Regions from separate parts of the Homo sapiens genome. Here regions 1 and 2 are each linked to region 3. A link is a loop called in an ENCODE intact Hi-C map of the cell type or tissue named here. Cell type or tissue: B cell. All regions are shown on one strand. Region 1 overlaps DNMT3A (DNA methyltransferase 3 alpha). Region 2 overlaps DNMT3A (DNA methyltransferase 3 alpha). Region 3 overlaps LINC01381 (long intergenic non-protein coding RNA 1381).

What was found. A loop is a pair of places that touch in the nucleus more often than their neighbours do. Peaks named below come from ENCODE experiments on the same cell type or tissue, not always from the same donor. Only the 100,000 strongest peaks of a DNase experiment are listed, where the experiment ranks them.
Region 1: it touches region 3 in a loop (5-fold over the local background); 5 of 110 quality-filtered maps call a loop at or near these places.
Region 2: it touches region 3 in a loop (8-fold over the local background); 3 of 110 quality-filtered maps call a loop at or near these places.

The regions. Positions count from the first base shown.
Region 1 is chr2:25,273,233-25,281,232 of GRCh38, reverse strand. It overlaps DNMT3A (DNA methyltransferase 3 alpha), which reads left to right. Exons shown (of 23, transcript NM_022552.5): 5 at 5,690-5,733; 6 at 6,146-6,292. Among named protein-coding and RNA genes, the nearest start is that of MIR1301, 51 kb to the left of the region's middle. RefSeq lists enhancers at 2,590-3,179, 3,180-3,769, 4,360-4,951, 5,575-5,794, 7,683-8,000 and a silencer at 3,672-4,301. In B cell, CTCF peaks have their summits at 3,619 and 3,823 (motif pointing left); DNase peaks (open chromatin) are centred at 1,832, 3,992, 5,852, 7,702 and 3 weaker places; H3K4me3 peaks cover 3,120 bases; H3K27ac peaks cover 7,291 bases.
Region 2 is chr2:25,298,084-25,306,083 of GRCh38, reverse strand. DNMT3A (DNA methyltransferase 3 alpha) reads left to right here. Exons shown (of 23, transcript NM_022552.5): 3 at 5,841-5,945. Among named protein-coding and RNA genes, the nearest start is that of MIR1301, 27 kb to the left of the region's middle. RefSeq lists an enhancer at 1-487. In B cell, no CTCF peak of the experiment used is centred here; DNase peaks (open chromatin) are centred at 2,852 and 4,463.
Region 3 is chr2:25,206,409-25,214,408 of GRCh38, reverse strand. LINC01381 (long intergenic non-protein coding RNA 1381) reads right to left here. Exons shown (of 2, transcript NR_132378.1): 2 at 5,207-5,435. Among named protein-coding and RNA genes, the nearest start is that of LINC01381, 6.1 kb to the right of the region's middle. In B cell, no CTCF peak of the experiment used is centred here; DNase peaks (open chromatin) are centred at 3,465, 3,968, 5,008 and 7,178; H3K4me3 peaks cover 631 bases; H3K27ac peaks cover 1,344 bases.

The DNA of each region.
Region 1 (8,000 bases), 67 kb before region 3:
CTCATTCAGTCCTGGTCTTGTGCCTTTCTACTATTTTCCGCTGTCCTGGAATGGGACTTGGTGCGGAGACGGGTCCTGAATTGTCTAGGCCTCTTGCACATATTCTGATACTTCCCGAGAGTGGGAAGGGCCTGAGGGGAGTGAAACAGATGAGGAAAGGGAGAAGACACCATCCTTCCCATTAACAATGCCAGGTGTGTGAGAGAACCCATCAGCCCTGCCCTTCCAAATGTGGTGCTTCCCATGGGCTGACTGCAGTTGACTTCGCTTCCCAGGACCCCACCATGACTCCTGCCGAGCTGCTACCCAGGGTCACGGCATTCCTTCCTGCCCTGAAGCATGGAGCCATAGCCCCAAAGCTGTTCTCTGGCCTTGAGGGTTTGTTTTCACTTTGGGATTTCCCTACTTCCATTTCTAGCTGTTCTCAAGGGCTCCTGCATCGATCAGTCAACAGGTGTTTCTTAAAACACCCATTCAGGGTGTGCTAGGATCCATACCAGGGACTGGGGAAACTATTATGAACAAAAACCTGCTTCTTGCCCTCAAGGACCTCACAGTCAGCTGGAGAGACAGACATTAATGAGAAATCCACCCTTAAAAAGATGAGATTACACATGGAGATAAGCGCTCTAAGGGAAGTGAAACATGTCCAGGGGAACTGCAACGAAGAACCTGAGTTGGCCTGGGCTGTCCAGCGCGAGCTGAAGGGCGAAGGGAGTCCACTGGGTGAGGGGTAGAGGGAGAGAGTGAGAACAGGGAAGAAGGCTCCCAGGTGGGAGGGAGCAGGGCACCCAGGGAACTGATAGATGTCACAAGGCTAGAGTGCAGAGAGCAAAGGAGAAGGGTGTGGAAAGTGCTGGGGCAGACAGGCCAGGCCTTCAAAGGTGGCTGCCGGGGTGGGGGGTGGGGGGGCGGGGAGGCGGGGGGTGGGGAGGCGGGGAGTGGGCAGTGTGTGTGATGTAATCAGCTTTGCAATTTGAAAAGCTCATGTCATCTGGATCCTGGGATGGAATGGAGGAGCTGGGAAGCAGGATGACATCGGAGGGGCTGATGAGCAGGATGGCAGCAGAGATGAAGGGAGGGGACAAATGCCAGGAACATGAGAGGTGAGGGAGAGATGCTGTCAAGGATGATTCCTGGGTCTGGGACTTTCAGACAGGTGGATCTTCCTTAGAATCTTAGTGCTGAGTGTGGTGGGCAAAAACTCTTTAAGTCTCCTTGACCTCCAAAATTTGGCCTTGAGGCTGGGCACAGTGGCTCATGCTGGTAATCCTAGCACTTTGGGAGGCCCAGGCGGGCAGATGACTTGAGGTCAGGAGTTCGAGACCAGCCGGGCCAACACAGTGAAACCTTGTCTCTACTAAAAATACAAAAAAAAATTAGTCGAGCTTGGTGGTGCATGCCTGTAGTCGCAGCTACTCCGGAGTCTGAGACAGGAGAATCACTTAAACCCGGGAGGTGGAGGTTGCAGTAAGCCAAGATTGTGCCACTGCACTCCAGCCTGGGCAATAGAGTGAGACTCCATCTCAAAAAAATACAAAAAAAAAAAACAAACTTTGGCCTTGGTACACTCCTGTGTGGTCCCAGCTATCCAGGAAGTATAGATTCTGGCAGGGATCAGAGCTGGTAGGATCCCTGAAGGCCACTGCACTGCCTGGAAGCTGAAATTGGTGAGATGTTACCTCGCGGGGTGGGCAGTGGCCTAGGCTCTGCCAATATGCAACGGACAGTGGCTTAATCAGGGTGTGGAGGCTCGGTCACGGTTCCAGCAGTCAGCTGACATAGAACACATGCTCAGCTGGTTGATTCAGATGAGGAAGGAGACTAAGGCCCCGGAGAGGATGTGGCTCGGCCGTGGTCTCCTTTCAGTTCCCCTTATTCCAGGTCTCTTTTCAGGGGATGCTCTCCTGGAACCCCTTTCATTAGCTCCTGTACAGCAAAAACAGACTTTTTAAGGCAGCGTTTCTTGTAGCCTGAGCATGTGCTGAAAGTACAGCCAGGAGAAAGAATCAGGAAGACGGGAGATGATGAGATGAGTGATAGGGACAGGAGCCAACACCCGACAGGCCTGTGCTTGTCTTGGGTCTGTTCCTGCCCCCGCCAGCATTAATGCCATAATGATGATGATTCAGGTGGCAGTGGCGATGTGGCTTTCCCTTATTGAGTATTGACTGTATTGGGCATTCTCTCTCCTCGCTACTCACAGTGGTCCATAGACCAGCAGTGTTGGCAGCACCCAGGAATTTAGAAATGCAGAATTCCAGGCTCCACTGAAGACCTGCTGGATCAGAATCTGCATTTTAAAGAGGGCCTCATGCTTCCCATGTATATGAAAGTTTCAGAAGCTCTGCTGTGTATTATGCCCCATGTGTGATCACGGGAGGAAGATTTTTTTTTTTTTTTGAGACAGCGTCTCATTCACTCTGTCGCTCAGGCTGGAGTGCAGTGGCACAATCTTGGCTTACTGCAACCTCCACCTCCCAGGTTGAAGCGATTCTCCTGCCTCAGCCTCCGGAGTAGCTGGGATTACAGGCGCCAGCCACCATACCTGGTTAATTTTTGTAATTTTAGTAGAGACAGGGTTTCGCCATGTTGGCCAGGCTGGTCGTGGACTCCTGATCTCAAGTGATCTGCCCACCTTGGCCTTCCAAAGTGCTGAGATTACAGGCATGAGCCACTGCACTCAGCCTGGAAGACTCTTATTATCCTCATTTTTCAGATGGGGAGACTGAAGCTTCAGAAAGGTTAAATTACTTACCCAAGATTATGCAACTGGTGAGAGACCGGATTAGGGTCAGCACAAAACCCCTCTCTACTCTGAGCATAGGGCCCCTTTTCAGGCCAGTGACTGCCCTCTGAGGTAAACCTGGCTACAGCCTGGTCATGGAGATTTGAGTTCATTTTAAAGAGAACTTGGGTGGCCTCTGGCTGAGTATAGCTCAGACTCGAAGGCGAGTGTTAGAAGCACCCTGGCCTCCCCTGCCCCCAAGTCCTGAGATGCACTAGGGTCATGTTCGGGCCTGTCAGGGCCACACTGGAAGGTCACAACCACCTGGCCCTGGCGGTGACCCTGGGCCTGGGCCAGGAGCAGTTGGGCTGCATAGGCCGTACTGAGAGAGCAGCTGACCCTCCCTGACTCACGACAAGTGCCGCATTCCGAGGCGGCCCGGCCAGGCTGGAAAGCGTGTGTGTCTGTGTGTGTGTGTGTGTGTGTGTGTGTGTGTGTGTGTGATCACTCAAGTGGGCATGCGCAGAGTCTGTCAGGGAGAAAATTCCAGAAAGAAGCCAGTTGGAAACTGCATAGGGAAAAATCGTTCTGTTTTGGGGAGCTTGGGGGGCTGGGAAATTAGGAAGGGGGTCACATTGAGAAATAACAGTAGTGGTGCAGCGGAGAGGGAGCTTGCCGGGGCATCAGGACCCCTGAAAAGCTCATCTCAGCTCCGGCCTTAAGTCACTCCACCCCCCAGGTCTCAGCTTTCTGCAAAATTTAAGTGCTGAACAAGTACTCAATGATCTCTGCAAAGCCTTTCAACCCTGATTTTCTAATATTCTAATGAATAAATAATTATCCGTAAAAGTAATTAAATGCCATGGAGGGTCCCAAGTAGGAAACGTTTGAGGTTCTAAAGCGGGCTGGGGAGAAAATGCAGTCGGAAGCCCCAAGTCCAGGTCCGAGAGCCAGCCCGGGGGTCCTCCACTCCCCGCCCTAGCCGCAGGGCTGACACAGTGGTTCCCAGCGCCACCGCGAGCCCCGGAGCCCCGCCGCGTCAGGGTCCGCCGGGACCGCCAGGCCGCCCCCAGGCCGCCACCTGATCGCGAGCAGGCGCCCCCTGCTGGGAGCCCGGGGCCTCACCGGGCAGAGCAACGAGGTCTGGGAGGAGGGGGAAGCCCTGGCCTGGGAACGGGGAGGCCCCGGACAGGCTGGAGGGGGCCCCCGCGAAAAAAGTGGGGAGCTGGCTGTGGTGGGAGAGAGGACGGAAAGGAAACAGGGAGGCAGAGCCAGACAAGATGGGTGAGACAGCCCTTAAAAGGCCGGTCACGAACAAAGCGCTGGCGAGTGCGCGCCCGCCCACGCGCACAGGTGCCCGCGACAAGACGCCCCGTCCCCGCCCACGCGGCCCCCGCGGGCTGAGCCCGGCGCCAGGCCCGCACCCACGGTGGCCCTCCTGCCTCCCTCCCCCTGGTGCTCCCGGGCCTAGCTAGCGGGAGTCGCTGTCACCAGGGACAGAACCACGGAGGACAGCGCTGTCCTGGGCGCCCGGGGTCAGCCCAAAACCAGTCCAGGACCCCCCTGTCACGAGGGAAGGGAGTGGCCTCCCGGGCTGAGGACCCGCGGCGTGAACACTGTGGCTGGCTTCCGCTTCACAGCCAGGAGATGAAGTCGGGGCTGTTTTTTCCGTTTCAGGCTCTTTGTCTCCCCCCACCCCAAGCTACCATGAGCCAGCCTTAGTGACCTTCCTGCAGTGGGCCCAGGCCCGATACGCTGTCGGTTCCCGACAAAGAAGCTCAGGGGCCCAGGTGGAAGGAGGGCTCACTTCCCCACCTCCAGCAAGAAGCTATGGGAGGCAGAATCAGCCAGCCCCGCAGCCTCCGGGGCGCTGGGCCTGGAAGGGGTGCCTGGAAAGGGTGGTGAGGACCTGGTGGGGAGTGCAGGGGGATGCCTGGGAGGAGCGCAGCTCCCCTCATGCTGGGGGCTTGGAGAAGCACAGGGAGAGGGCAAGGTCTCAATAGGGAAATTGAGACTTCCCTGCCAGGACCTGGAATCAGGGCCCAGTAGAGGAAATGAATCCTTAGGGAAGGAGAACCACACTAACATGTATTGAGCACCTACAGTATGCCAGGCCCCACAGTAGGCACTTAATGCTCACCATAACCTAATGATTTTAGAACATTTATCTACCTTGATTCAGTGGGAAAACAGGCCAGGAGAGGTTACAGAGGTCACACTGGAATCCAAACTCAAGTCTTCTAGATTAAAGGCTGAGCTCAGGGGCCTGAGCATGGGGCAGGGAGTGGAGGGACGGAGAATGAGATTAGTAATAGAATCATAATATTTGGACCTGCAGGCGGACCTTGGAAATCGCATCCAGCATCCTTATTTTCCAGATGAGGAAACTGAGTCTCGTAGAGAGGAAGTTGCTTCACCGGGGTCTTGTTCCAGTTGGCCCGGTACCCACCGCCCCCCAGTACATGCCCTTATGCCCAGAAGGCCTCTGCAAACACTCCCTTGCAGGGCCAGGGAGGCCGCTCAGGCTGGCCCTCTGGCCCAGGCCTTCCTGCACCCCCTCCTCCTTCCGCACCCCCTCTGCCTTCCTGCTCCTCCTTTGGGGAAGGAGGTCTCTTGACTGGGAGCAGCAGAATGGGGGTATTTTTAGTCCCCTTCTGTGTACCTGAGACAGAGTTGACAGGCCAGAAACCCAGCTCTGAATTTCCTCGTGTTCCCTCTTGCCTGGGCCTCAAGGCCTGCCCCTGCCCGAGTTCTTTCTCTGCCCTAGGCCCTGCTGGGTCCTCAGGGTCAGCACTGTGCCTGGCATGTGGTGGGCCATCATATTTAACACATGAACAGCTAAACGGCCAGAGGACCCCCATCCCCTGTGGCAGGGACCCCAGGCACAAGGTGGGGCCTGTGAGCCACTCCAGTAATTCTGCCGACCAACGAACTGGTCCCTTTGTTCTTCCCTCTCCACAGGCAAAGAACAGAAGGAGACCAACATCGAATCCATGAAAATGGAGGCAAGTGTTCCACCCCCAGGGGCTCTGTGGATCCTGATTCTAGAAGAAGGACACGGGTGGCGAGTGTGTGTGAGGGGGCGGAGGGTGGGCCCCTCCTCCTTCTTTACACATCCCTCTGTGGGAAGGAGAGGAAGTGGGCGTGGAGGTTGGAAGTCCCCCAACAAGGCAGCCGGCTCATCCCCCTCCAGAGGCCAGACGCCTCCCTTCGTGGCCTGTGGCCGTGTCCATGTGCCCCCCCACCCCCGCCACACATGCCCCTCGCTCCTCCAGCCCACACGGGGCCTGCCCAGCACTCCCAGGGGTGCCCTCTCTGGCCAGGAGCCAGTGTCCACATTGTGTTTGAGGCGAGTGCCTCCTTGGTGGGTCCGTCAGTGCCCACCCTAATGCCCTAATGTCTGTCTCTCTGTCCTAGGGCTCCCGGGGCCGGCTGCGGGGTGGCTTGGGCTGGGAGTCCAGCCTCCGTCAGCGGCCCATGCCGAGGCTCACCTTCCAGGCGGGGGACCCCTACTACATCAGCAAGCGCAAGCGGGACGAGTGGCTGGCACGCTGGAAAAGGGAGGTGAGGCGCCTTCTGGCCTGGGCCCCAGCCCGTCCTGCAGAACTGGAAAACCAGAAGTGATGGGCCTCAGTTTCCCCTTCAGGCTAACCCTTAGAACTTACTGGGAGCCTCTTAATCTCTAGTCATGATGACTGGTTCATCTGCTCCTTCAGCAGATGCTTATTGAACACTTACTGTATACCTGGCTGTGTACTAGACCCTGGGCGTATACGGTTCCTGCTCTCATGGAGTTGACATTCTGATGGGGGAGACAGGCAGAACATAAAGAAACAAGGGGCTGAAATAGAAGATAGCAGAGGCCTGCTTTAGTTGGGGTGGTCAAGACAGGCTTCTTGGAGGAGGTGGCATTTCAGTTAAGGTCTGAAGGAACCGAAGAGCTGGCTCTGTGAGGAGTGGGGTCAGGGAGAGTGTTCTAGGCAGAGGAAACAGCACCAGCAAGGCCTTGACTTGTTTGGCAAACTGTATGCCAGGGTGAAATGGCAAAGGAGAAAGGGCCAGATGCAGCCAGAGAGGCAGGCGGGGCTCCACACATCAGTTGGAGACCTGCAGAGTCTGCCCAAAAGCTGGCTTACTTCTGACAATACTGGGCAGCCATAGAAGGTTTCTGTGCACAGGAAGGATGTGATGTGGATTTGAGAGGCAGCAGTGGAGACAGAGAAGAGCTTTGGGGTGTATTTTGGAGCTAGAATAGCTAGGGCTTGCTGATGGACCGGCAGGGAGGGGAACTGGTGGACTCAAGGAGGACTCACAGGGGTCTGGCCTGAACACCTGGTGATGGTTGTGCCATTTGCTCAGATGGGAAGACCCAGGGGAGGATGAGTTTGGGACAGGTGGGAATTGAGGGCTCCGTGTGAGATGCCAGGTGCCTGGAGTCTGGGCTGTAGGGAAGTACGGGCGACAGAGGTGGGATTTGAGAGCAGAACCCTGGCATTTAAATCCATGGGAACTTAAGGGCTCAGCAAGGGGAGAAGGAGGAGAGACGAAGTCTCAGAACATGTCCATGAAAACCCCGACATTTCTGGGCCACATGGAGAGGAGGAGTGGCAGGCAGTAGGGACTGAGGGAGAAAGCAGTACAGAGCGGTGTCTGGGGAAGCACGGGGTTTTCCCAGAGGGTGGCTGCCCAGCCCTAGGGAAAGCTGAATTCACTGAGACATGCCCATGGCGTTGGACAACCTGGAAAGGAGCTGGTGACTTTATAGAGAAGCTTCTGTGGGGGTCGGGGAGGTGGGAACAGCCCGTGGAGGGCTTCAGCCATGCAGAGAGGTGAGAAAATGGAGGCTGAAAGACTGAGGAGGGAAATCAACTCGCCACGCACAATTTTTGAGCTGTCTTGTATGTTTGATTAGTAGAGAACTGGGTACAAAGAGAAGTGGGTGGTGACCTAGCTGCACAGGAAAAGAGAGGAAACTGCCACCACGTGGGGCACTTCACGTGAACTCAGCTCTCATTTCGTCTTTACCCCAGGCCTCCAGGGGAAGGCGGCCCTGTTTGTCTGTTCGCCTTTGTGTGAGAGCTTTCTCTAGAGAAAGTGCAGAACAGAGGCCAGGCGCGGTGGCTTACACCTGTAATCTCAGCACTTTGGGAAGCTGAAAGGAGGTCAGGAGTTCGAGACCAGCCTGGCTAGCTTGGTGAACCCCTGTCTCTACCAAAAATACAAAAAATTAGCCAGGCGTGGTGGCTCATGCCTGTAATCCCAGCACTTTGGG
Region 2 (8,000 bases), 92 kb before region 3:
TTTCACTGAATTCCATGACCACAGACAGTCCCTGGGAGGCCAGCCAGCCAGCTGGCAAAGGCTGGGCATGCTTCTTGTCCCAGGGGGCCCGGGCAAGTAGCTGGCTAGATCCGGCAAGTTCATCCCCTCGACTCAAGCACCAACTCGAGACATCTGCTCAACCGATGCTGGGTCAGTAGCATCCGGTTTAAGTACTGAAGGGAATACACGTATGTCAGGCTGGCTGTCTCTAGGTGAGGGCCTCAAGAGACATAAATCTCTTGTGGGGAGGGGTCCTGTGTCTGGGCACAGCCAGCCCAGAGTGTCTGTGCCTGTGAATGCCAGTGTGCCTTGACCTTGGATTGCCTGTATCTTTATGGTGTCACTGTGTGTGTGCCTGTTGACATGGTAGGGTATAGTGGCATGTTGCAGTAGAAAGACCGATGGACTGGTAAACAAAAGATGTAAATTTTGGTTCTAAAGGCCTCCTTTCCTGGCTCTCTGATCCCTGCAAGTCAGATAATCTCTCTGAGCTTCAGGTGTTTCATCTGTGTAACAGAAAAAAATAATACCAGCTCTGCTTTCTGTAAAGTGTAAGAATACAATGAAATAACATATGTGAAGATGCTTTGTTAATTACCACGTTCAGTGCAAATGTGAGAGATTATTATCGTCATAGCCCAGCGCATCAGAATGAGACGTTGTATATGGCTTAAAATAATCCATCCAGTGAGCAGTGTTGAAATGTAGGTCAGATCGTAGCCTCAGATGTTTAGAGAGAGGAACCACCTAATCTCACAGGCCACCAAATGTGAAGGTGCTTTGAAAGCTGCAAAGAATGACATAAATGCAAAGTGACAATTATGTTTAAGTCTAGAAGGGACGTTTTAGTCCTCTTGTTTCCTAATCTGGAATCGTAAAGATCCGAGAGGCACTGGAACCTCGTACACAGTTGTATTTGTACGGGTTTGTAGATTTGTACGTGTGTCTCTGTTTGCGTCTATGGACTCACGTCAGGCACCTACTCTGTGACAGTCATTCATCAAGTGCCTGCCTTGGACTAAATGCATCCGTCTAGGCATTCTGGATGCCAGCATGAATCAGACACCCACACTTCCCTCAAGGAGCTGACCGTTGCCTTGCTGGGTAGGGGAACTATAGGAGAGGAAGGGTCTTTCAGCTCAGTCTAGGCAGGGGATGGGAGGAGGGGGCCTAGGGGCAGGGAATCCAGGATAGGAGGCTGGAAAAGCGAGTAACAGTTTGCTGATAAACCTGAGGGGAAGGTGGTGTGGTCAGAAGAACAGTCTATGCCTAGGGGCTGAGGCCGGAAGCAGTTTGCTTTCGCGCTTGGTGCTGTCTGTTGGGACCACAGTGTGGAGAAGAGACCAAGGCGATCCAGCCAAATCCTGGGGACCGCCCTGCACATGAGCTGAGGAGCTTGGCTGGATCCTCCTGGCCCCCGGGAACCCCCGTGGCAAAGGTTTAAGCTCTGCAGAGTGGCATAATCAGCTTTGCATTTTGGAAAGCTCCTAGAGCCCCAGTATTGCCACATATCTTGCGGCAAGAGCGCCCGCCAGATGTTGGGCTCTGTGTGATAGTGAGGGATCGCTGCATATGGTGGGCGGCGTGCTGGGATTTGCACGAGGCAGGGAGAGGGGGATGGGGAGGATGGAGTGGGAGTGAAGTACGAATCAGGATGTGTGGAGCGGGGGAAGGTAGCAGTTCTCGAGTGACTATCACGTGTCAGCTTTTGCTACATCACCTCATTTAATTCTTATAACATCACTGTGAAGTAGATATCATCCCATTTTATAGATGAGGAAAGCAAGACTCAGGGAGGTTAAAGAGCTTGAGGTTACTCCTAAGCAAAGAGCAGAGCGAAACTCCCAGCCCGGCTCTGCCCTCTCCAAAGCCTACGTGTCTGGAATTTCCACCCCCTCCCCTCTGCGCTGGAAGTGTGGACGAATTCAGTCCCCTGGCTTGACAGATGAGGAAACCAACCTGGGCTCAAATCTGTTCCCGCGAACTGTGTTACTGTTCTTCAGCTGTCCCATGTCACCACGGATCAGATTCTTTTCTTTCAGAGTATTAGCAACGCCTCCTAATTCAGGGCTACTTGCAGATTTGATAAGCATGTTTTACATTCCTTTGCTCAACCCATCAGCAAAGATATGGAATAAAACAGACCCCGTGACAGATGCGAGAATGAACCACTTGCTACGCTTCCTTGGAGCCATTGAGGGGCACGGCCCAAGCCATCTGCTCACCCTTCTTGGCGTGTTAGCCCCCTCCCTCCGCAGAGGGAACCTCAGGCAGGCCCAGAGCAGAAGCATCGCTTCCCGCTTTGCCCTAAGACTCCATCGCGGAAGAGTTGGCAGAAGAGAACATGCTTTTCACAACGCTGCTCTTAGGGCCAAATGTCAAGGGGAAGGGCCAGGAGTTGTTCAGACCTGGCTCTCGTGGAGACTCCAAGCACGACCCAGAAGCATGCGGGGCCTGAATGCTGGGCCAGCCGTAAAGCTCCTTGCACCAGGTGTGGGGTACACACAGCACCCCTGCCTGGCACTCCCCGCCCTCTCTGGACCTGTCAGGACCTGGAGAGGTGGCCTGGCACCGGGGGGTCCACCCCTTCCTCCTGGGCTGGGTTGCACGGAATTGAATCCAACAGGGAAAAAAATGTGCCGAGCACCTACAGGCCCTGCACACGTGGTGTAGGTGAGAGATGCCAGCAGGACTGCATATGGCAGAGGGGTGGCCTGTCGGGGCCCCCAAAGGCTTTCTCCGCATGCCCAGTGGAAGCTGGTGCCCATCGTGAAATGTCAAGCGTCTTTATTTTTAGGTCATTGCTGTGTGGTAACTGTGGTTCCCTTTCACTGATCAGACGCTCTGGTTGGCTTTCACATCTCTGATTAGTTCAGAATAAAAGAAAGTCAAATGACTCCCTCTGTCACAAATGCAGCTTGTTAAAGAAATAGTTTAAAGCCCAGAATTTATGGGCAGTAGGAGTTTTTCCAGAATCTGCCCTAGGCGCTGGGGATTCAGCAGTAAACAAAACAGACAAAGGGGCAGACCCTTTGTGAAGCTGTCTTCTCAAAACCTGAGAAGCAGACAGGATGGACACCTCCCTACCCCCATTTTATGGATGAGGAAACTGAGGCTCCGAGAGGCTGCTCCTGTAACTAGGAAATGGACAAGCTGGGCTCATGCCCACTTTGCTTTTTCCATGACCTCACATGACCCCTAATGATTTTACAAGTGCTGATCAAGACGGTGCCCATTTGGCACTGGTTGAATCGGATTAGAAGCCCCACCTCAGCCTGAAATTCTTAGCAGTTGTGTAGATCCAATCAGAACCTTCACAAATACTAAGCTGCACTGGCAATACGTCCTCTCTGTGTGATCCTTTCTTACACTCGGGGGTCTGGGGTCTTCAGAAGATGGTTCAGAAGCAGCAGGCCTCCCCTCCCATGGGGCGTGTGCCCTTGGGCACCCTGAGCCCTCATGAAGGCTCCCGCGAGTTTGCTCCTCCTCCCACAGCCTTTCTGCCCTCACCGCCCGTCTGCTGTGCTTTCCTGAAAAGAGCCCCTGAAGGATCTCCGGCCTCGGGGCTGGCCTCTCCCTCCACAGACGGCACGGGGCTCCCCAGTCCCCTGGCATCCTTTCCAGATGCTTCCTCTGCTGTGCTCCTTAAATTGCCCTCTTTGGTCCTTCTCCAGCCCTCACTGCCGTGTCACTCTGCACAGCTTAGTGACAGTGCTCTTGAAGGTCAGCCATTCTGACCCCTAGCCAAGCCTCCTCATCCTCAGTATCTTTCTCAGACAGCTTTGGTCTCCAGTGTTGGCAGCCCTCCCCTTCCTTGCTCCCACAACACACCAGGGTCCTCTTCTGCACCTCCGAGCATTCTCTCTCTATCTCCTGTGTGAGCTCTGCCTCTCTCCAGCTTGACTGTGGCCACCACCTATGCTAAGACCGGGCACCTCTGTTCACCCTCCATGTGCATGTCTTTGGAGGCCTCCCAGAACTTGAGCCATGATGGTCTGCCCTGCAGACATGCCTCAGCTGGAGGATGGATGGAGGGGCCAGGGATGCTCTTCCCGCTGGTCTTATGTCTACAGCTGGTCACAGTAGGTTTCCATTTGTGTGTCCCACTGTCACCTAAAAATTAATGTGGCAAACCACAAGGTATTTTGCAATCACAGAAAATGAAAGTTGAGTAGGTTGTTGAGGGCCATCTTACTCAGGTCTCCAGGAGAGCTGTGGACCCTCTTCTACCTCTGTGCTGCCAGCACTGCCCTGGGTTGGCCCCTCCTTGGGGAGGGCCCAAAAGCCATCTTTGGCTCCTGACATCGTGCAGGGTATGAAGAGCAGCCTGTGGCCCATCTGCAGGGTCAGGACGTCTTTCTCCCCACTTCCCCAGCATCATTTCTGCTGGGGATTAGTCATGCCAGAGCCCAGCTGAGTCAGAAGGGACTTGTGGGTGGTTTGTGGCCAGGCTGGAGTAGTGAGGCAGGACTTTCTAGGTTTATGTCTCTGTGCCCCAGGAGACAAGCATGTCAGGGCCCAGCCGTGCACAGGTGTTATGTGAGGGGCGGGGAGTAAAACAAACTTCTGTTCCAAACTCGGTGAATGCAAGAGATGGAGAGGAGCTGAGATTCGGTCCCTGAGATCCTCCTGCAGGCTGACAGGCATGCGCGGTGCCAGCTCCACATGGCAGGGGTGTTCACAGCTGTACAAGTCCTCCACTTTCCATAGTTGTCCATTTCGAGTATTGCCTGGACTTCAAATAGATATTGCTAAATTTAATATTTCTTTTCACTTGATTTTCTTTTTTTTTTTTTGAGACAGTCTCGCTCTGTCTCCCAGGCTAGAGTGCAGTGGCGTGATCTTGGCTCACTGCAACCTCTGCCTCCCAGGTTCAAGCAATTCTCCTGCCTCAGCTTCCCTAGTAGCTGAGACTACAGGCGCGTGCCACCATGCCCGGCTAATTTTTTGTATTTTTAGTAGAGATGGGGTTTCATCGTGTTAGCAGGATGGTCTCAATCTCCTGACCTCATGATCCACCTGCCTCAGCCTCCCAAAGTGCTAGGATCATAGGCGTGAGCCACCATGCCCAGCGATTTTATTTTCAATAAAGGTGATTCATTAAGTAGATCACAAATGTAATTGTGTATCTGTGAACAAAAGCTTTCTCATATAAATAAACTTTTAACTCAAATCCTTTATCAGAGCTTGTGTTATGATTTTATGGTTCGGAAAATGTGGTCATAAAGAGAGAGAGATGCCTTCCGGGGGGACAGCAGCGTCTGCCCTGAAGTTCCCCAAAGGATGTATTATTTATATATATATATATATATATATATATATATATATATATATATATATATATATATATTATATTATTTAGATATATAAATATATATCTAAATATATATCTAAATAATATATTATTTAGATATCTAAATAATATATTATTTAGATATCTAAATAATATATTATTTAGATATATATATGGGTGTGGGTATTTTTATAGAGATGGAGTCTCACTATGTTGCCCAGGCTGGTCTCAAACTCCTGGCCTCAAGGGATCCTCCTGCCTTGGCTTCTCAAAGTGCTGGGATTACAGGCATGAGCCACGGTGCCTGGCCAAGGATATATTTTAAGTGGGGCTCTGAGGGGTGCCTCAAGCCTCATCAGGCAGGAGGGGAGTTGGTGGGGGCATATTACACAGCCCTGGAAGTGTGGCTCGTGGGACAGGAGGAGGCTGGGGCTGGAAGGGAAGCCAGGGCCAGCCCCAGACAGGCCTGGAATGCTACACTGCTGGGATCCACCTCTGGCCTCACAGGCTGTGTCTGTGCCTGCAGGACGGAGAGGAGCAGGAGGAGCCGCGTGGCAAGGAGGAGCGCCAAGAGCCCAGCACCACGGCACGGAAGGTGGGGCGGCCTGGGAGGAAGCGCAAGCACCCCCCGGTGAGTGTCACATCCTACACACCCTCCTGTGCACACACACAACACACACGTGCCTGGCCTGTCGATGGCAGTGATGTATGTCCTGCAGGGACCTGGAGACATTTAAGACCAGGTGATGGGGTATACCCCTCCAGCTGCAGGTACCCCATTCTTCAAATCCCACCCTCACATTTCCCTGTTTTCTTATTTATTTATTTACTTTTTTACTGAGACGGAGTCTCACTCTGTTGCCCAGGCTGGAGTGCAGTGGCGTGATCTCGGCTTACTGCAACCTCCACCTCCTGGGTTCAAACAGTTCTCCCACCTCAGCCTCCCAAGTAGCTGTGATTACAGGCACGCGCCACCATTCCCGGCTAATTTTTGTATTTTTAGTAGAGGCGAGATTTCGCCATGTTGGCCAGGCTGGTGTCGAACTCCTGACCTCAAGTGATCCGCCCACTTCAGCCTCCCAAAGTGCTGGGATTACAGGCATGAGCCACCGCGCCCGGCCACATTTCCCTGTTTTCTGCATAGAGAAGTGGAGGCCCTGAGAAGCCAGGGGACTTGGCTGGTTGGTCTTGGGCCTAAGACTTGGACCAGGCCCCTGACTCCTGGCCTCCCTCTGGAAGGGAAGCAAGAGGGCCTGCCAGAATCCCAGGCTGGACTAAGATCTCCCTGGACTATCTATGAAGGCCCCTCCCTACCACACTCTCACCCAGGGTCTCAGCCCCCACCTGGAGGAAGGGAACTGAGGCCTGGGAGTCTGATCAAATGGGAAGGGGGAGATGCAGGCTGAGGAGTCTCTGTGAGGCAGCAGGAGAACCAGGGCCCTGGGGAAGGAAGTCCTGCAGGCATGTAGGCTGCAGGGCCAGCCCCAGCGCCAGGCTTCTGGGAACCAGTGCCGCTGAGGCCTGGGGGCAGCTCTGGAGAACAAGACCCCTGGGCTGTAGGAGCCTAACTGGTTTATGTCTTAAACTCAGATGTGGAGCAGTCATTATTTCCCAGCACCAGAGACAGCTGGTTCCTTTCTTTTACCCCCCTTCCAGCTGAGAATGGTAAACTTGGAGCAAGAAGGTAAGGGGGAGTCAGAGGCTCTGGATTTGTTACTCAGCCCTTCAAAGAAATGTTCTCAGCAGGCATGGAGCCCAGGACTTGCTCCCTTTGGGTAGAGAGCCGGGTTGAAGGTGACTGAAGTGAAATGGGACAGTAGAGGCGGGGGGGGTGGTGAGTTCCTGGAGGTGGGGGGTGTGGGAACCTGCTGTGTACTGAGATGCACCCCTGCCAGTTCTGCCTGAAGATTTGAGGCGGGGGGCAGGGGGGCGGAGTGAAGTCATTTTACTGGTAAGTAATTTTAAACCTTTTAATATTAAAGCAAACGTGGATATGTAATGAATGAAATTCATTCTGGAATGAAAAATTCACGTGATGTTGAAAAATAACACGGGGCTTCAGAGAGGACTTTCTGGCTGGCAGCAGACTCCAGATTCCCAGGGCCCCTGCACCCTCCTCTGCCCACAGGGCACCTTAATGGAGAAGGTGTGGGAGGAGAGCCAGGCCGGAGTCAGAGCACACTGGTGACTCCACATTTGCAGCGTGCCCTGCCTCTCTCCTGAGGCTTGGCAACGTGCAATATGCTAAGCAAACTCCCCCTGTCCCCGTCCAGTTTCTGAGGACAAGAGCCACCACCTGTAGCAAATAAAGACCCAGCAACCCTTTGACTCATCTTTGTGAGTCTCTGGAATCAGAGGGTAGCCACATCGCTGAGAGGTGGAGTGAAGCACTCGGGTGAAAAGGTACAAGGAAGTCAGGGACAGGAGTGTGGGGACATCACCTAGACAATGACAGAGAAGAGGGGCACAGCCGAGTGAGGGGAGAGGGGCCGGCAGTCCTACATCCCCTGGCCTGAAGCACGCTCCAGGGCAGAAGGAAAAACACTGTCTTTGGGGTCCAAGAGACCTGAGTTCAAATTCTGGCTCCACCACTGACCACCTGTGTAACCTTGAACTGCTGCTGCCTGAACCTCAGGTTCCCCTTCTAAAAATAGAGGAGAAAAGGATGCATTTCTCCTTGCCCCTG
Region 3 (8,000 bases):
TGCGAGGCCAGAGACTTAGAAATTATTTCTCTTTGTCTCCCTCTGTACATGTTCTTACCTAATTACTCATCACACTTGTCCACTGAATTTAAAAAATTAGAAATTAAAGAAAGGCATAAAGAAGAAAATAAAATACTGAACCACCTGGTGGCTACATGAGTATGTTATCGAAACTCAACTAATATAGGTACAGATTATTGTATGCAAAGTATAGGTCAATAAAATTTTTATTTTAAAAGTTTATTTTAAAAATCCCACCACTACTGACATTTTAGAATATTTACTTCTCAATTTTGTTTTTTTTGGGGGTTTGGAGTCTCCCTCTGTCGCCCAGGCTGGAATGTAGTGGCACGATCTTGGCTCACTGCAACCTCCACCTCCCAGGTTCAAGCAATTCTCCTGCCTCAGCCTCCCGAGTAGCTGGGATTACAGGCGCACGCTACCACACCCGGCTAACTTTTTGTATTTTTAGTAGAGATGGGAGTTTCACCATGTTGGTCAGGCTGGTCTCAAACTCCTGACCTGAGGTGATCTGCCTGCCTTCGCCTCCCAAAGTGCTGGGATTACAGGCGTGAGCCACCGCGCCCGGCCTACTTCTTGATTTCTTATATATAGCATACATTATATTATAGATACATGGGTAAATATATATGTGTATATACATATAAATGTATATGTCTATAAATGTAACATTTATATAGAAGGTAAATGTATATACAATGTAGATGTATATATACATGTAGATGTATATAAACATACATATGTAAGTCTGTGTGTATATATACACATATGCATACACACACAAACACATTTAGAGTTTGTTTTGTAAATAAAAATGGATCAAGATGTGCCATTCTTTGTGAGCTGGGGCTTCTGTAGATGTGGCTGGCTGGCATCTCCACCTTCAGAAGGCCTTATGCACTCCTCACTATGGAGCTGGGCTGGGCCCGCTGGACCCCGAGCCATGCCACGGTGCTTCTTGAACTGGAGTCACTCGGGGTGGGGAGGCAGCCTGCCCCACAAAAGCAGCACCCCCTGGACTTAGCCACGCCTCTCTAGTCAGCCCCTCTGGAAGGGCCTCTCAGGCCCTGGGGATCCTAGGCAGAGGACGCTCTAGGCCTGTGGACAAGCCTGGGAAAGAAGCCAATAAAGGAGCAATTTCGAAGTGAGAACGTCCAGAAACGTGCTGATGGCCTAGGTGGGAGGAAGGCCCAGTTGGAGGAGGAGAGGGAGGGCAGTGGCATGGGTTAGGGTCAGGAGATGTGTCAGGCGGAACACAGAATCCTGTCTGGCTGATAAAATGGGGCTTGGCAGAGCTTGGAATAGATAGGGAGGGTTAAGAGCTGCGAGGCGGAAGATGCTTGAGGTGGGATTGATGAGAGGAAAAGGGTCCCAAGAACTGCCATCTGGATTTCTGTATAGCTGAAGGCCATATGCAAAGGTCTGGCTGCGTAGAATGGGCTATCTACATCCAAAGGGCAGAGAGAGGGGCCCCTCAAATGCTGGATGGAGCAGCAGGAGCTGCCTTCATTTCCAGCATGAAATTGGGCTGCTGTCACCATGACAGAAACTTTCTGATCAGCTCGTCCTCCACCCCTTGAACCCCAGCAGTCGAATCATACTGTGCTTGTCATGGTGACATATTACGGGACCAAGTGCGTAACAGAAAGTAAATGGACTCTGAGAGAGTCCAGAAGGATGCCTGGATTGTTCGCAGAATTGAACAGACCTTAGGAACTGGAACTAATACTTGATTCTCTCTCCTCTCTTCTCGCACTGTCTCTCTCTCCTCTCTTGCTCTTGCTCTCTCGTGCTCTCTTCAAGTCTGTCTTGTTTTTGTTTGGCTCTGCTTGGCCTCCTCTGTAAACAGTCTGACTCCAGGTGGGGGAAACTTGCCCCCTGACATCCCTGAATTCACATGCTCCTAGCTTACAGCCTTGGTGGAATTTTCCCCAGAGCCTTCTATCAACTCCAGAGAAGAATTCTGACTGGTCCTGCTCAGTCTGGCACCATCTCATTATTGGGTAGTCTGATTGCCCAGGCTGGAGGGCTATGGCTGAAGGACCAAGGGCAGCCTGTTTCCAGAAGGAAATGGGATGGAAAGGGGCTGGTCAGCACTAAAACAATAGCAACCAGAGGCCGTTACACATGGTTTTCAGGATAAAGTAAAAAAAATCGGCCGGGCACGGTGGCTCACTCCTATAATCCCAGCATTTTGGGAGGCCGAGGTGGGTGGATCACGAGGTCAAGAGATCGAGACCATCCTGGCCAACATGGTGAAACCCCGTCTCTACTAAAAATACAAAAATTAGCTGGGTGTCGTGGCACGCACCTGTAGTCCCAGCTACTTGGGAGGCTGAGGCAGGAGAATCGCTTGAACCCAGGAGGCAGAGGTTGCAGTGAGCCAAGATCGCGTCACTGCACTCCAGCCTGGCAACAGAGTGAGACTCAGTCTAAAAAAAAAAAAAGTCAAGATAGCAGAGGCCCTCCATCAAAGAGCATGCTGTCTAGTTAGGGAGATGAACTTGGAACAACAGAGGGCAACAGAAAGTGCTACTGGTGGCTGTCCTCAGACCACTTTGAGACCACTCAGCTCTTGAAAAAATTAGAGTACAAACATGGTATCCCTACTCTGTAACCAATTAACTCACATTTTTTAGGCCACAGCAGCTGGAGGAATCAACCCTAGGAAGATGGATCCTAATTATGGCAGGAGTGCAGTGTGGCAAAGCAGAAAATGCAGACAGATTGAGTTTAAATCCTAGCCCTCTACCAGCTGTGATAATCAACTCAACCTTTTTAAAGACTCAGCAAATAAAATTGACACAATTAGTAGCCTCCTTCCTAGGCTGTTGTGAGGATTAAGATATGTATATTAGGTGTTCACTAGAGGATATAAACGAGTACTCAATAAATGAGATGTAGCCAGGTGCGGTGGCTCACACCTGTAATCCCAGCACTTTGGGAGGCCAAGGCAAATGGATCAGTTGAGCTCAGGAGTTTGAGATCAGCCTAGGCTACATAGTGAAACCCTGTCTCTACAAAAAGTACAAAAATTAGCTGAGTGTTGTGGCTCGTGCCTGTGGTCCCAAGCTACTTGGGAGGCTGAGGTGGGAGGATCGCTTGAGCCTGGGAGGTTGAGGCTGCAGCGAGCCAAGATTGCACCACCGCACTCCAGCCTGGGAGACAGAGTGAGACTCTGTCTCAAAAAAATAAACAAGTTGCAACCTTATGGTACAGTATTAAGACTTATTACTAACAATGACTCTTGCTGCTGTGGGCGGAAAGCCACCCAGGTGCCGAAGCAAGAGACTGAAGGCACAAACTGTTCCAGTATAATAAAGAAAATAGAATAAGAAAAGTTATACTAGAAATAGGATATAGAGATGATTATATATGGATATTATCAATCATTAGTTTTAGTATTAATCTGTGCTTTACTATTATAACCGAGGAATAACCAGCCAGTACAGTCAGGAGCTGAAGGAACATTGTGAGAAGTGACCAGAAGATAAGAGTGTGAGCCCTCTGTCAGGCCGGACATGGTGGCTCACGCCTGTAATCCCAGCACTTTGGGAGGCCAAGGCAGGCGGATCACGAGGTTAGGAGATCGAGACCATCCTGGCTAACACGGGGAAACCCCATCTCTACTAAAAATACAAAAAATTAGCTGGGTATGGTGGCGGGCGCCTGTAGTCCCAGCTACTCGAGAGGCTGAGGCAGGAGAATGGCATGAACCCGGGAGGCAGAGCTTGCAGTGAGCCGAGATCGCACCACTGCACTCCAGCCTGGACGACAGAGTGACTTCGTCTCAAAAAAAAAAAAAAAAAAAAAAGAGCGTGAGCCCTCTGTCACGCCCGGATAAAGGCCGCTTGTGGGCTTGTGTTCCTGGGAAGGCACCTGTTACTTAGCGGACCATGAAAGGGGGTTTCCCTTTCCTTGGAAGAGTTAGAGAACACCTGCTCCACCAGCCTCTTGTGGGAGGTTGGACATCAGCCAGTCTACCCACAGACATCCGGAGGCTTAAACGTCTCCCTGTGGTGCTGTGCTTCGGTGGTCACACTCGTTCACTTTCATGTTCTGCCTATATACCTGGTTCCCCTCTTAAGTCCTTAGAAGATAGCAGTAGCAGAAATAGTGAAAGTATTAAAGTCTTTGATCTCTGATAAGCACATAGAAAAAAGGCTGATGCATGATGTCCTCCCTCTGCTTCAGCTACCACAAAGGGAAGGGGCCCCCTGTCCGGTGGACACGTGACTTGCTTGACCTTATCAATCACTTGACATGACTCACTCTCCTTATCCTGCCCCCTTGCCTTGTATACAATAAATAGCAGTGCATCCAGACATACGGGGCCACTACCGGACTCTGCACATTGGTGGTAGTGGCCCCCTGGGCCCAGCTGTCTGTCATACTCTCTCTTAGTCTTGTGTCTTATTTTTCTACAATCTCTCGTCTCCGCACATGAAGAGAAAACCAACAAGGCGCCATAGGGCTGGACCATACATGCTGCCACAGTGAAATTGTTGGAATCCCAGCCCCAGCTCCTTCCCTCTTTTCTGAGTGATCCTTGCTTCCCAGATGTCACCCCAAGATGCCTTTCCTGGGCAAAAGTAAGGAATCCCAGCCCTAAAAGGCAGATGGGCAGGATACTTTGAGGACCTACTTTGGGCTGGATGCCTGGCAGCTGGTTTGGCTGCAAGGCCCAGAAGCCCACTAAAGCTGCTGAAGTCAAGGGGGACTTAGAATAACCATGACAGCATTTCATGGAATTCAGTTGTAGGAGGCAGGATGGGCATCAGCGTAAGCAGGGTTTCCCAGGTGGCTGCTCTCTCTGTCTATCCTTCCATCAGGGACTGTGTATGCCCTGCCTCTGCCCTTCTGTTGATCGGGTTCCTTCCCTTGCCCTCGGTCACTGATTTCCAGCTGGCACCCTCATGGCTGACCCCAAAGGTCTCATGTCCCAGCCTTCATAACCTTCCAGTCCTTATACTGGCACCAACTGACTCTGTCTCTGACTTCACACCAAGTTTCTGGGACAGAGACTGTGGTTGCCTGGCTTGGATCAGGGTCACATGGGTTCAATGAGCCGTGACAAGTGATGGTAGAAGTGCACTGTGGCACTGCAGCCTCGACCTCCCAGGCTCAAGTGATCCTCCCACCTCAGCCTCCCAAGCAGCTGGGACCACAGGCACAGGCCACCACGCCTGGCTAATGTTTGTATTTTTTTGTAAAGACGGGGTTTCACCATGTTGCCCAGGCTGGTCTTGAACTCCTGACCATCTACTGACAAGGGATGGCTTCTTTCTTTGACAAGGGAACACTTCTAGCGGTGAACACTTCAGAGCTGGCATCCCAGGCTCTCTCCTCAGCTGCCTGTTCAAATCTGTGCTGGGTTGGTGGGCTGCCTTGTGTTCTAGCTTGGCTGATAATATCTGGAGAAGAAGAAGAAGAAGAAGACGTGTGAACACTTTGAAATCGAAATGTTGGTGTTAGTTTCCTAGGGCTGCTATAACAAAGTACCAGAAACCAGGTGGCTTAAAACACAGAAACTTATTGTCCCACAGTTCCGGAGGCTTAGAAGTACAAAATCAAGGTCACAGCCACTTTCCCTCTGTGTCTGCGTCCTCGTATGGCGTTCTCCTTTTTATGGGTATCCACATTTCCCTCTGTTATTTTTATTTATTTATTTATTTATTTATTTATTTATTTATTTATTTATTTTGAGACAGAGTCTTGCTCTGTCGCCCAGGCTGGAGTGCAGTGGCGCGATCTCGGCTCACTGCAAGCTCCACCTCCTGGGTTCACTCCATTCTCCTGCCTCAGCCTCCCGAGTAGCTGGGACTACAGGCGCCTGCCACCAAGCCCGGCTAATTTTTTGTATTTTTTTTTAGTGGAGACGGGGTTTCACCATGTTAGCCAGGATGGTCTCGATCTCCTGACCTCGTGATCCACCCGCCTCGGCCTCCCAAAGTGCTGGGATTACAGGCGTGAGCCACCGAGCCCCAGACTATTTATTTATTTTTTTGGAGACAAGTTCCCGCTCTGTTGCTCAGGCTGATGTGCAGTGGTGCAATCACGGCTCACTGCAGCCTCCATCTCCCAGGCTCCTCCCCCATCAGACTCCCAATAGCTGAGACTACAGAAGTGAGCCACTATGCTCGGCCCATCTCCCTCTTATATAGACACCAGTTCTATTGGATTACGGCCCACCCCAGTGACCTCATCTTAACCTGATTACATCTGCAAAGACCCTATTTCCAAATAAGGTCACATTCACAGCTACAGGACTTCAATCTATATCTTAGGGATTTACAGTTGAGCCCGGTTATAAGTGTCCACACTGGGTATGGTGGTGTGTATGTATAGTCCAGCTATGTAGGAGGCCAAGGCTGGAGGATCGCTTGAATCCAGGAGTTTGAGACCAGCCTGGGCAACATAGTGAGACCCCCATCTCAAAAAGAAGAAAAAGACTAAAATGTCCGTAAATAAAATGTAGTGGGAATACAGCCATGCTCATTCTATGGATCGTTGTGACAGAGACTATACACAAAGCTTAATATATTTACTATCTAGGCCTTTACAGAAAAAGTGTACCATTCCCTGCCTTAAAGGATGGGGTGGGAGTTCACAGGACAGAGAAGGCCAAGGGCGTCTTAGGCTGAGAGGACAGCAAAGCCAACCACAGCAAAGGTCAGCAGTACAGCTGGTGGACGGTGGTCCTGGAGCTCTGGAAAACAAGGCATCTCAAGAGTTCGAGTTAAAATAGAAAGCATCTTGAGTTGAACACCTTCAGGATCATGGCTTCAGCTTTTCTCCCTGGTGGAGAGGACAGTGTGGGAACTGGAACCCTTTCACACAAGCAGCCCAGGACGTATCTGGAAGGAGAAGAGGCCTGGGAGGAGCCCAGGATGTCTGTGGAGTGACCTCAGCTGGTCCACTGGAGGGAAACCCAAGTCAGGCTGACTGTTTTTCTCTGGGAGAGCCAAGGGAACCCCAGGGGCACTGCGTTATTTGCTCCTTTCCTGTCTGATTGCATTTTCCTCTGGCTGCCCCAGGGAACCTGTTTCTGAGCCTGATGGTCCACTTCCAAAGACCAGGCCTCTTGCAGCGGGAAATGTTTGGGAAGCCCCTTGTGACGTCTCCTCCCTGCCTGGTGGAGAGACTTCCCTTTTTGGTAGTAGCTGGTCTGTGAGTGGTGAGACCACAAAAGATCAAGGGACCCCCCGGAGGGTTCACTTTTTCAGTGTGTTTGTCAGCTGACTGTGCTCAGGGAGGGCCTGGAGGATGTTACCTGAGTTTGGCAAAAAGGACCTCATAGTAACCTTGCTAGGTAGATACGGCAGGGGAAATTATCCCCGCTTGACTGTTGAGAAACTGCAGTTCAAAGAATGTTCGTTGATTTGCTCAAGACGGTATGGCTAGTCCTGGCAAGGCTAGGCGGCATCTCTGCCTTCTGCCATCCTGGCCCACCATTCTCTCCTTTCTTTCACCTGCCTTTTCTAGCTCAACTTATCCCCTCTTTTTATTTATTATTTTTTGAGACGGAGTCCCGCTCTGTTGCCCACGCTGGAGTGCAATGGCGCGATCTTGGCTCACTGCAACCTCTGCCTCCCAGGTTCAAGCGATTATCCTGCTTCCGCCTCCTGAGTAGCTGGAATTACAGGCACGCGCCACCATGTCCAGAGAATTTTTGTATATTTTTAGTAGAGATGGGGTTTCACCATGTTGGTCAGGCTGGTCTCAAATTCCTGTCTCGGCCTCCCAGAGTGTTGGGATTATAGGCCTGAGCCACCGCACCTGGCCTTCCCCTCTTTTAATTGATAAGATGACATAGCAGCATTAAAGATAAATATTTAAACTAAAATCTCTCGGCTGGGCACAGTGGCTCACGCCTGTAATCCCAGCACTTTAGGAGGCCGAGGCAGGTGGATCACGAGGTCAGGAGATCGAGACCATCCTGGCTAACACGGTGCAACCCTATTGCTACTAAAAAAAAT